Regions from separate parts of the Mus musculus genome. Here region 1 is linked to region 2. Evidence: chromatin contacts called from ENCODE Hi-C or POLR2A ChIA-PET data. All regions are on one chromosome and are shown on one strand. The core of a region is the stretch at or near the end of the contact, and the rest is flanking DNA. Distances in the headings are between cores, read along the strand shown. Region 1 holds the start of Rfwd3 (ring finger and WD repeat domain 3). Region 2 holds the start of Sf3b3 (splicing factor 3b, subunit 3).

Evidence for each region. A loop is a pair of places that touch in the nucleus more often than their neighbours do. ChIA-PET counts read pairs that join two places held with the same protein, here RNA polymerase II (POLR2A).
Region 1: a loop to region 2 is called in a map of mouse embryonic stem cell, with 3 times the contacts of the local background. The contact joins the promoter of Rfwd3 here to the promoter of Sf3b3 in region 2. A Hi-C loop is called at or near these places in 2 of 37 maps with a recorded cell type or tissue (mouse embryonic stem cell and v-Abl transformed pro-B cells). POLR2A ChIA-PET finds 5 or more read pairs at or near these places in 2 of 5 experiments (both embryonic stem cell).

What each region holds. Positions count from the first base shown.
Region 1 is chr8:111,297,804-111,302,625 of GRCm38, reverse strand. Rfwd3 (ring finger and WD repeat domain 3) reads left to right here and starts at 2,404. Exons shown (of 13, transcript NM_146218.4): 1 at 2,404-2,491. The coding sequence starts at 2,446.
Region 2 is chr8:110,844,706-110,850,232 of GRCm38, reverse strand. It overlaps Sf3b3 (splicing factor 3b, subunit 3), which reads left to right and starts at 3,430. Exons shown (of 26, transcript NM_133953.2): 1 at 3,430-3,558. Cog4 (component of oligomeric golgi complex 4) reads right to left here and starts at 3,209. Exons shown (of 19, transcript NM_133973.2): 1 at 3,024-3,209; 2 at 283-365. The coding sequence starts at 3,182.

The DNA of each region.
Region 1 (4,822 bases), core at 1,155-3,654, 450 kb before region 2:
GGTACCAATGTACTTACAATTATTGTTGTTGTTGAAGTACTGGATCTTGAACCCAGGGCCTCAGAGATGCTAGGCAAATGCTTTACCATTGTGCTACACTTATTAATTTCTTAATTAAAAAATTTTGGGGTGGGGTATAAATAAATAAATAAATAAATAATTTCCAGGAGATTGTTCAGTATTTGATCATGGGCCTATGTATTCTGCTATGTGAAAAGTAGTTCGGAATTAGAGAGATCAGCAGTTACAAGCACACTGCCCTTCCAGAGGACCCAGGTTCAATTGTACACATCAAAATGGCAGCTCACAACAGTCTGTAACTCCAATTCCAAGAGATCTGAAGACCTCACACAGGCATACATGCAAACAAAACACCAATGCACATTTAAAAGACATGATAAAAATCCAAAGTCTAGAGAATACTTATAAATCCCAGCACCAAGGAAGAAACTCAGGAAGATTGGGAGTTCAAGGACAGCTGGGTCCACCTGGGCTATAAGAGACTGTCTCAGAAAAGAAAAGGAATTCAAGATATATTTACGTTTCTTATCTATATTTAAATAATTTTTAAAGATTTATTTATTATACATAGGTACACTGTAACTGACCTCAGACTTACCAGAAGAGGGCATCAGACCTCATTACGGGTAGTTGTGAGGCACCATGTGGTTGCTGGGATTTGAACTCAGGACCTTCGGAAGATCAGTCAGTGCTCTTACCTGTTGAGCCATCTCTCCAGTCCTATATTTAAATATTTTACATAAAGCTAATAAAGACTTTGATGGCTAGAGTCAAATTTTCTGTTTGCTTCCTTTCATTGTGTAATTAGCCAACAAAGAGAACCGTTCAAGATTTTTCTTCCTGGTCCACAAAATATCCGTGTACATACAAAAATAAAAAAATCCTTTCTCCTGCTGGGCGTGGTGGCGCACTCCTTTAATCCCCGCACTCGGGAGGCAGAGGCAGGCAGATTTCTGAGTTCGAGGCCAGCCTGGTCTACAAAGTGAGTTCCAAGGCAGCCAGGGCTATACAGAGAAACCCTGTATCGAAAAACAAACAAACAAACAAACAAACAAAAATCCTTTCTCCTTATTTTAGCCACTCGGGACACCAGCAGCAGCTTGTTCTGATAGCAAGAAAAGGGAAAGGATAACTGTCGGTACACGGGGAACTGAAGAAGTGGCTCACAGGTAGAAAACTGGCTGCTAGTCCCCAGGCTCCGTTCCCAGCACTTACTTATTTTCTGTATATGAGTACACGGTTGCTGTCCTCAGACACACCAGTAGAGGGCACCAGATCCCACTGATGTTTGTGAACCACCATGTTCCTGGGAATTGAACTCAGGACTTTTGGAAGAGCATTACAGTGATGTTAACCACTGAGCCATCCCCTCAGCACTGTGAAGAGGGCTTTTGGGTTGTTTGTTTGTTTGTTTGTTTGTTTAAAGACCTTTAAGTAAGATTTCCTTCTTCAGAAACATGTTTGGAAAATCTTACGTGACAATTTATATTTCCAAGCCATTTATCATAGTAGTTTTCAAGTTGAAGACATTGTGCAAGATTTAAAAAAAAAATTTTTTTTTCCGACCATTGCGGACAAGTTGCTCAACCCAATGAGAGACTCTACAGGCTCTGGAACTCTGGGGACAAACTTTTAAAATCATCGATAAACTCTTTAATAAAACCTTAGGAAGAAGCAGGGGAAGTCACTTTTAAAGAATTATTTATTTATTTTATGTATATGAGTACACTGTTGCTGTCTTCAGACACACCAGAAGAGGGCATCTGATCCCATTACAGGTGGTTGTGAGCCACCATGTGGTTGCTGGGACTTGAACTCAGAACCTCTGAAAGAGCAGTCAGTGCTCTTAACCACTGAGCCATCTCCCCAGCCCCCGGGAAGTCACTTTTAACATTTTCTTTCTTTCTTTATTTTCTTTTCTTTTTTTGGTTTTTCGAGACAGGGTTTCTCTGTATAGCCCTGGCTGTCCTGGAACTCACTTTGTAGACCAGGCTGGCCTCTGCCTCCCTGAGATTAAAGGCGTGAGCCATCACCGCCCGGCCACTTTTAACATTTTTCACTCTCAGTAGAAGAGGAAGGGGAAAAAAAAAAAAAAAAAAACCAACTCTCTTCCTCAGGGCTTCTTCCCGCCGAACAGTTCAAAGGAAGGGGCGCGAGATGGCGGACTCCGCACGACTACCAATTGCAGGAGGCGCCTTGGCCGGAGGTTCTCGCCCAGAAATGTATCAAAGGCTGACCAATGAGGGCGCCACTATTTCAGCTGGCGGCGACCGACGGAAGAAGAAGAGAAGAGATTGGTCGCCGTCCGCAGTGGCTGGCCAATAGGAGCTCGCCGAGCCGCGGCTCCAGCGGGGGCGCCTCAGGGTCCAGAAGAGCTGCTGGGCGCGGGCGGAGCGGGTGCGCAGTAGGGGATGCGCGGTAACGATGGCCGAAGTCGCGGTCGGCCAGGCGTCCGACTTGGTCCCCTCAGGTGAGGCTGCTCCCTGCTTCTTCTCCGCCCTGGGGGCCTCTGGATGCGGGTGGTGGTCCCTTGCTCTGCGGCTGCTCACGGGGCCCAGCGAGGTGGGCGGAGGGCGCGCTGGGAGCTCGGCGGTCTCCTTCGGTCCGGCCTGAGGACCTCGACCTTCTTCCTCCTCCTTTCCTGAGGAATGGGGGGTGGGGGAGAGCTCGGGAGGAGCTGAGACGGGGCTCGGCTCGCACCGATTGCGGACCCTCCACGGAGTCGTTCTCCGGGTGCTTCCCGCGCGGGTCGAGCCCCGGTGACTGACTCTTTGACCCTTGTCGCTCGCTGTTTTAACTTTTATCACCGCAGCGGAACTGCGACCGAAGGATATTTTCATTCTCCTCTTCCTGCGGGGAGGCGGGCGTGGGCAGACAGGTTAGGAAACTTAACTTTGGTTCCGCAGCTACTAACAGGGCGAGCCTGGATACGAACCCGGGTCTGACTGAATCCCCGCGGGCTCCCGGCGACCTGTTTATTGGGGCAGCCGTCGCTCCCGCCTTCTGTGTTTATCGAAACCAAAGCTTAGCAAGGGTGGGGGGCAGAGGTGGAGTTCACGGTCTGAGGGCCGCTGACTTTTCGGGGCCATCGGACTAGCGTTTGTGTCACTTAAAGAAGGGGCTCATACGAGCACGAGCCCAGGATTTGGGGAACGTGTTTTGTTTTTGGATGTGTGTGTGTGTGTGTGTGTGTGTGTGATTGAGGAACTAAATTGTAAACTTTAAATAGCAGCCTGTAAGAAGCACTGTTCAGAGAGGACAGTTAAGTGCATCTAGACCTAACTTAGGCATGCTTATTTGTGACAGTCCCCCTCTGGAATCCGGACTGCTCTCAAACTTGAGGCAATCCTCCTCTCTCTCTCTAATGATGGAATTACAGTTTTGAGGAAATATGCAAGGAGTATGGGGGGGGGGAGCTATTTTTAAAAGATAATTCTTGTGAGGATGTCGTTAAACTTTAGAGCCATATTAAAAGCATCAGTTCACATATTTTTGAGTAGTGAAGAGCTTAATTTTTAAAGCCTATCACCTTTTTTGCATAAAAATTTAAAATTGATAAGATTCTTTTCTAGAAGTCTGCTAGAGTTTTAGTAGTGAACAGCTCCTGGTATATTCTTGATTGTAGCTTTTGGTTTATCATTTTGGACTTTTTTTCCTTGTGTTTTTGAGAAGTGGAAGACACGATCAGTATTATTTAGCACCAGCAGTGACAGTCAATGGATGCTGTGTGAACTTCACTGCTGTTACCTTCTAGTTGAAATCAGAACTGGTTGCTCTCTAGACATGCCATGGAAGGAAGTTTTATTTTAAAATACTGAACAGTGCTAAAAATTAGAATAAGAAAAAAAACCTGCATTTATTACTCAGGTCTAATGAATCTTAGACTTTATTTTTTAGTTAATTAAATTTATTTCTTAAGGGCTGGAGAGATGGCTCAGTGGTTAAGAGCCACTAACTGCTCTTCCAAAGGTCCTGAGTTCAAATCCCAGCAACCACATGGTGGCTCACAACCACCCTAATGAGATCTGATGCCCTTCTTCTGGTGTGTCTGAAGACAGCAATAGTGTACTCATATTCATAAAATAAATAAATCTTTTTAAAAATTATTTCTTAAAATGAGACCCTGCTAAATAGCTCAGGCTGTTTGGAAACCTGCATTGTAGTTCGGGCGAGTACAGTTTGCCATTCTCCTGCCTCTGACTTCACCCTCTAGGGGCTAGGATTACAATATGTCACCAAGTCCAGCCATCTTGGCTTTGTTGCAATTGCATATGTGCTGGGATAAATCCAAAGGCCTTGTGTATGCTAGGTTAGTGCTAAGCTGCAACCCCTAGTCTCACTTTCGGGTTTTTCCTCACATTTAAATGTTATAAGTACAAACATGTCTGCTTGTGAGAATGTCTTCTGTGGCCTGGCTGAAAGCAGATAGGTGCCAGGTGGTGGGCCATATGCTTAGTGTGTGCAGGGCCCTGCATTCAGTCTCCCAGCACCACATGACCAAAAAGTGACATTTCTGTTTGTCCTTTGTCACTTTTGATGCTATGAAAGGTTAACTGTTACCTGCTACATACAGTGTTATATTTGTTTTTGGTAAATGTCTATATGCAGTTGGAGACACTGTTGCTAGGTTTCTGGGGGATTACTTTTGTATCCAATAATTAAGCCTCATTATTATTTTGGCCTTTTTCTTTTGGAACCGTGCTTATAGGAAAATGGTTGTAAATGGTTTGGTTTGGTTTTGGGTATAAAGTCTTATTCTTTAGCCCAGGCTGGCCCTGAGTTCATGGTGATCTTCTATGGT
Region 2 (5,527 bases), core at 2,181-4,680:
ACCTGTTGATAACTCTCAAAGTGTATATCCTTAGGTGCTTACTGTGAGCTACTGTTCCTTTCCATTTTAAATGCCTATCAGGTAATAAAACACTGTTAGAAAAAAGAATCCTTTTTTTTCCTTTCTTGTGACAGTACCTTGCTCTATAACCAAGGCTGGCCTCGAACTTGCAGCAAGCTTCCCACCTTAGCTTCCCAAGAGACTGGACTATGGGGCTAGGAAAACTAACTTTATCCTGTGGTCCTACTGGAATGTACAACTTTTGCTGTGGTACATACTCACCCCATCCTGTGGAGAGTGACCATCTTACTTTCAATGGTGTTCTGCTGTTCCAAAAGAGCATCCAGTTCTTTCTCCACCGCTTTCTGAAACAGACAAACACCATCAGAAGGGATATAAGTAATTTCCTTTTTAAGTGACTAGGGGATTAAACTCAAGATCTTGTACATGCTAGGCAAGTGTTTAAATATTACACTCCATCTCTACCCCTAGGTAGAAAGAACTTTAAGAGTTATCTAAATTAAGCCAGGTGAAATAACATAAATCTTACATGCCAGCATTAGGAGGAGGCATCTGGACCTCTGTGTTTGAAGCCAGTCTTGCATACATATTTAGGACAACAAGTACTACATAGAGACCCTATCTCAAGACAACAAACAAACTTATAACAAATACATTTATATAACTCAACACAGCTAAAAGGTGAATTTCAATTCAAAAATTTTTCCCTCCCACTACAGTCCCTTTGGACTTCAATGCTGCTTTGGTTTTGTTGGACTAAATAATTGGCTGTGTACTTTTTCTCATGCTTGTTTTGATGCAAGGTCCCCTGTAACTCAGGATGGTTTCTCACTTGTTCTGAAACATGGGATGACCTTGAATTCTTCTTTCCTTTCTCTTCAAGTGCTAGGATTATGCATGTGCATAACGCCCCCCCCCCCCCCCCGTTTGTTTTTCAGTATATCTTATTCTATCTAGCAGATGACTAACACAATGGAAACAAATAAATATTCAACACTTGTGCAGTGTTCTAAACAATGACGCTATAAAATGTAGTGGCTCATCCAGATGTGTGATGTTCCCTTGTTATTCCACATTCAGGAGGCGGGCAGGAGGAACAGAAGTAAATGCCAGTTTTGACCATGTAGGCAATTTGAGATCCTGTCTCAGAATCAAAACAAGGACTGGAGGAGGACTCCTCCCTCCAAGTCTGATGACTAGAATTTGATCGTCTGCATTCACACAGCAATTTTGAAGTTGTCCCCCAACTTCTACACTTGTGCTATGACACACTTGCTTCCTCATACACATACACTTTTAAAAGGAACAAAATAAAATATAGTAGCTAAAGAAATGAAATTGCCAAAGAGACCATAAATTTCTTTTTTTTTAATCCCTTCTTTCTGCATACTTAGTGTTCAGAGGGGGTGATTATATTTCTACGCCAGTGAAGCTATTTATTTATTGTGCTACCTCAATTTATGCACCTTTGAGACAGGAGTTTTGTGTAGTTCATGAATTTTAGATCCTATTGCTTCAGCCTCTTGCATGCTGGGATTACAGGTATACAGCATATTTAGCTCAATTTCTGGTTTTTTTTTCCTATGAAGTAAGGAGAGCAATATGTACCTCATCGGATTTCAATATGTACCTTATAGGATTTCTGTGCAAATAAAACAGGATAATAAAGGCACATAACACAGTGTGCAGAAAACAGTTCCACAGTCTTAGCTAAATAGTTTAATAAAGGCAGTCTTAAGACGGATGCAGAGGAAAATTTGCAGTCATTAAAAACAAACACAAAGCCAACGCTACTACATTTTATAAGACCGCAAAAATTTCCCCAATGTATTAATTGCTTCAAAGAATATAGACTTAGGAATGTTAAGTCAAGAGCACTCAACTTTAAACCACTACTTGTGTGGGAACTGCTGGAGCAGATGCAAGGCAGTACTTGAAAACATTCAAAGGTAGTAACAACTCTCTTTTCCTCTATTCAGAGCGCTTTGAGAGCTGCATGACATTAATCCCAGCACTTGAGTGACAGCGGCAGGCAGATTACTGAGTTCACTGCAAGCCTGGTCTACATAGTGAGTTGCAGGCCAGGTAGGGCTAGATAGTTAGAGCCTATCTAAAAAGAAAAAAAAAAAAAGTTCCCTGGGAAAAACAGCTGCCAAGGTTTTTAGGTGAGAGGTTACATCTTCTGACTTGCAAGGAATCCATCCACGAACTGACAGCACCAGACTGCCATGGAAAAGAAACAAACGTATATAAAGAGATATAGCATGCTATTAATAGAAAGGAAGCCGAATCCTTTCCACACCTGTTACTTGATTGACCACACATCCGAGGTACAAGAGATGAAATCACTTGTCCGAGACCAGACAGCTGCGCCTTAGTCTTAAAACTTCAAAGTCCTAACAGGGAGATTTCAAACTTCTAGGGAGTTGTGAGCTCGCCTATAATGCCAGTAGCTTGAGAGGTTGCTCTAGGAAGGTAGCCAATTTGAAGACAATATGGGCAACACCGAGGCCGTCTCAAAATAAGAAAACATCCAAATGCCTACACTTAACTGAAATGCTAAAAATACACACATAATCATTTCTTCCAAGAGAAAAAGTCTTAGACCTTCAAGCTAAATAGAAAGGAACTTCTCCTTTAAATGAGTCGAGAAGAAACTTTCGTAACTTTTCACTTCCCAAGCCAAAGCAATTCTTATTCTGAAGTCAAGCCAATTCGGTATACACATATGTATGTGTGCATGTAATACATACATGTACGCGCACACACACACACCACTTCCAGTTTTACTCGTCAGGGAAATCAATACGGAGGCAGACCAAGGAAGTAGTCCAGGTAACAGGTCAAATAAGCTTGAGTAGAACTGACAGGTGTACCCAAATGCCCAACTACATTAAAGCCTCTTGGGAAGCTGCTTTCTCGTTTTCCCTGGTAAAGCGATCGACACCCGTGATGCCCTCTGCCACCGGATCCTCCAGGAAAAAGGAGGTTCAGCTCCCCACCTCCTCGCCACAGAGTCGTTCGTACACAGCTTCCAGCTCCTGCAGCTCTGTCAGAGAGCGAATGAGCTCGGTGGAGATTTCGGAGCAGTGTCCTCCTCCCACCCCCTCCGGTGGCGGAGGAGCTCCTGACAATTTCAGCGGAGACTCCACCTCCGCCATCTTGGCTCCCGGTGGGCGCTTCCGGGCTTGCGAGGTCCCCTCTGCGTTGGCGCGGTGACCTTTGGGGCTGCCCACAGATATGCCCGATCAAAACCATTGGAAGTCTATTTTTAAAACTAACCTTCTATTTTACAGAAAACTTACCGTAACGTATAAATTTTAGATAACTCATTAGTCTTCAGGTGCAAGATGAAAACATCCCAAATTTACATCTATTTATCAGGCGGGGGCTAGATACCTTTTTCCCGTCGCGCGGCACCCGAAGGCCCGTCTTGAAGGCTAATGGCGGACGCCGGCGGATCGGCAGTGGCGGTGGCTTAGGCCTTGAAGCGATTCAGCATCCGTCGGGTACCGAAGCCATCCTTCTTGCAGCAGGGTAAAGAAGTGGCCTCCCAGCTTCTCTGTCGCGGAGGAAGTGGAGAGCGCTCATAGGAGAGAGCTGCCCGGCACCTCGGCCGGAGCCGCAGGGGCAGTTTTAGGCCCGAGAGGTTCGGTAGGCGTGAGGTTAGGGAAATGCTTGCCGTGGGCAAATGGCCTCGTGGACTCTTCGCCCACTTGTGTCTTCAGAGTGGGAACGAGTCCTTTAAGGCTTGCGAGTTTAACGTGGTGGCACACTCGTGTATTTCCACCACGCGGGGGAGGTTGAGGAAGTGGGAGTCCCACCGAGGCTGCATAGGAAGACTCGAGATTGAAAGACTATTCAATCAGCAAGGGGTAAAAATTCTGTTTGTTCAAAATGTGCAACTATCAGAAACCGCCCGGGAGCCGGGGATCTGGTTTGAACTTGTGCATTTGGTAGTTAGGCAAAATGTTGTTTCTCCTCTGAACCTCTGTTTACTGTAAAAGAAAGAAAAAAAAAACCCGAAGGCTAATAGTACCCATTTGAAGACTGTGCAAGATAAAAAGGAGGTGATGGTGGAACCGGAGATTATAGGCAGAGGCGGGGGAGGAAGCTTTCCACGGTTTGGCTGTTACGGTTACCTGATACCGGATATTCCTCCAGGAAGCACCTCTTCAGTAAGCCAGGAGATCCGTTTGTTTTGGTGTTGAGTGAGTAGGTGCTCATTTTAATCCTCCAAACCTAATGGTAGAGAGCACTTGCCCAAGGCCATAGGTTTCCTTCTCGTAGCCTCAAACACGAAATTCTGCATACAGAGCCTTACGAGGCAAGGTACCATCTTCCCCCCTGTTAAAGCAAATGTCCAAAGTCATAACATCACGTTCGCTGCTTATGGTGCAGCCGGAACTCATCCGTGACAGCCTTGTAAATTGTGAGGTCCTCTACCCTCAAGCTGCCAGTGCCAGTTCAACCTTTAGGGATAAGCCTTAGAGATATTAGTTTATTAGGTATTTTAGGACTAAATCTTAGAGGTATAACTTCATTTGCTTATATGTAGCGTTAACAGTTTCGCTAACTGAATTATAGTGTAGGCATTGAGTAAGATTCTCGGTATCTGTAGCAGAAAGCTGTCTTGTTGGTTTCTCAAAAAAATTCATCCTTTGGTTAAAGACAGCACATAAAATATGCAATAAATATATGTTCTTGAACATGCACATATATAAGCATATGGAAAGATGTAAGTTTGGTAAGATTTATAACCCAGAGAGAGAATGGGGTCTCTGGGAAATGAATCTGAGGTTTTTAGAGCCTTGAATAATGTGGATGTGTAGACCCTTGAACTACAGCTAACTGTAGGTTCTCATTTGTCTGGCAAAAAAAAAAAAAAAAAAATCACAAAAGGCACGTTTGTTAATTGAGCAAGTTGTAGGTTCTGGCATTTAACCACTTGCTCTATGTTGTCCAACTGATAGGATTTTTGAGCTTAGGGTTCCCTTGACCATAAGAAGTTTGGTTTTGTTTGAGACCGGGCCTCTCTTTGTATCATAGGCTGGAACTGAGTGTGTGACTCAGGCTGGCACTGAACAGAGTGATTCTCTTTCCTCTGCCTCTCGAGTGCTAGGATTACAGAAGAGAGCCATGATTCCTGTCTTTTTTTTTTTTTTTTTTTTTTTTTTTTTTTAATACCTAAAATGGGTGTTGCTAGGTGTAGTGGCACACACCTTTAATCCCAGTGCCTGGAGGCAGAGGCAGGAGGATCTCTGAGTTCCAGGATAGCTATTTCTGAATTGTCCATTCTGGAATTCACTGCAGCTTATACTTATCTTACACTTGCAGATATCCTCCTGCCTCGGCCTATTGAGTGTTCATGCCAATGTGCAGGCTTTCATAGAATTCATGTGAAATGAAAAGCAAAAGATGTAGTATCCTAGAACGGTGCCCACCATATAAGTGGTGGTGTATTTTTCCCCTCTTGAGACTGCAGCCCGGGCCTCTGCGAGCTTAG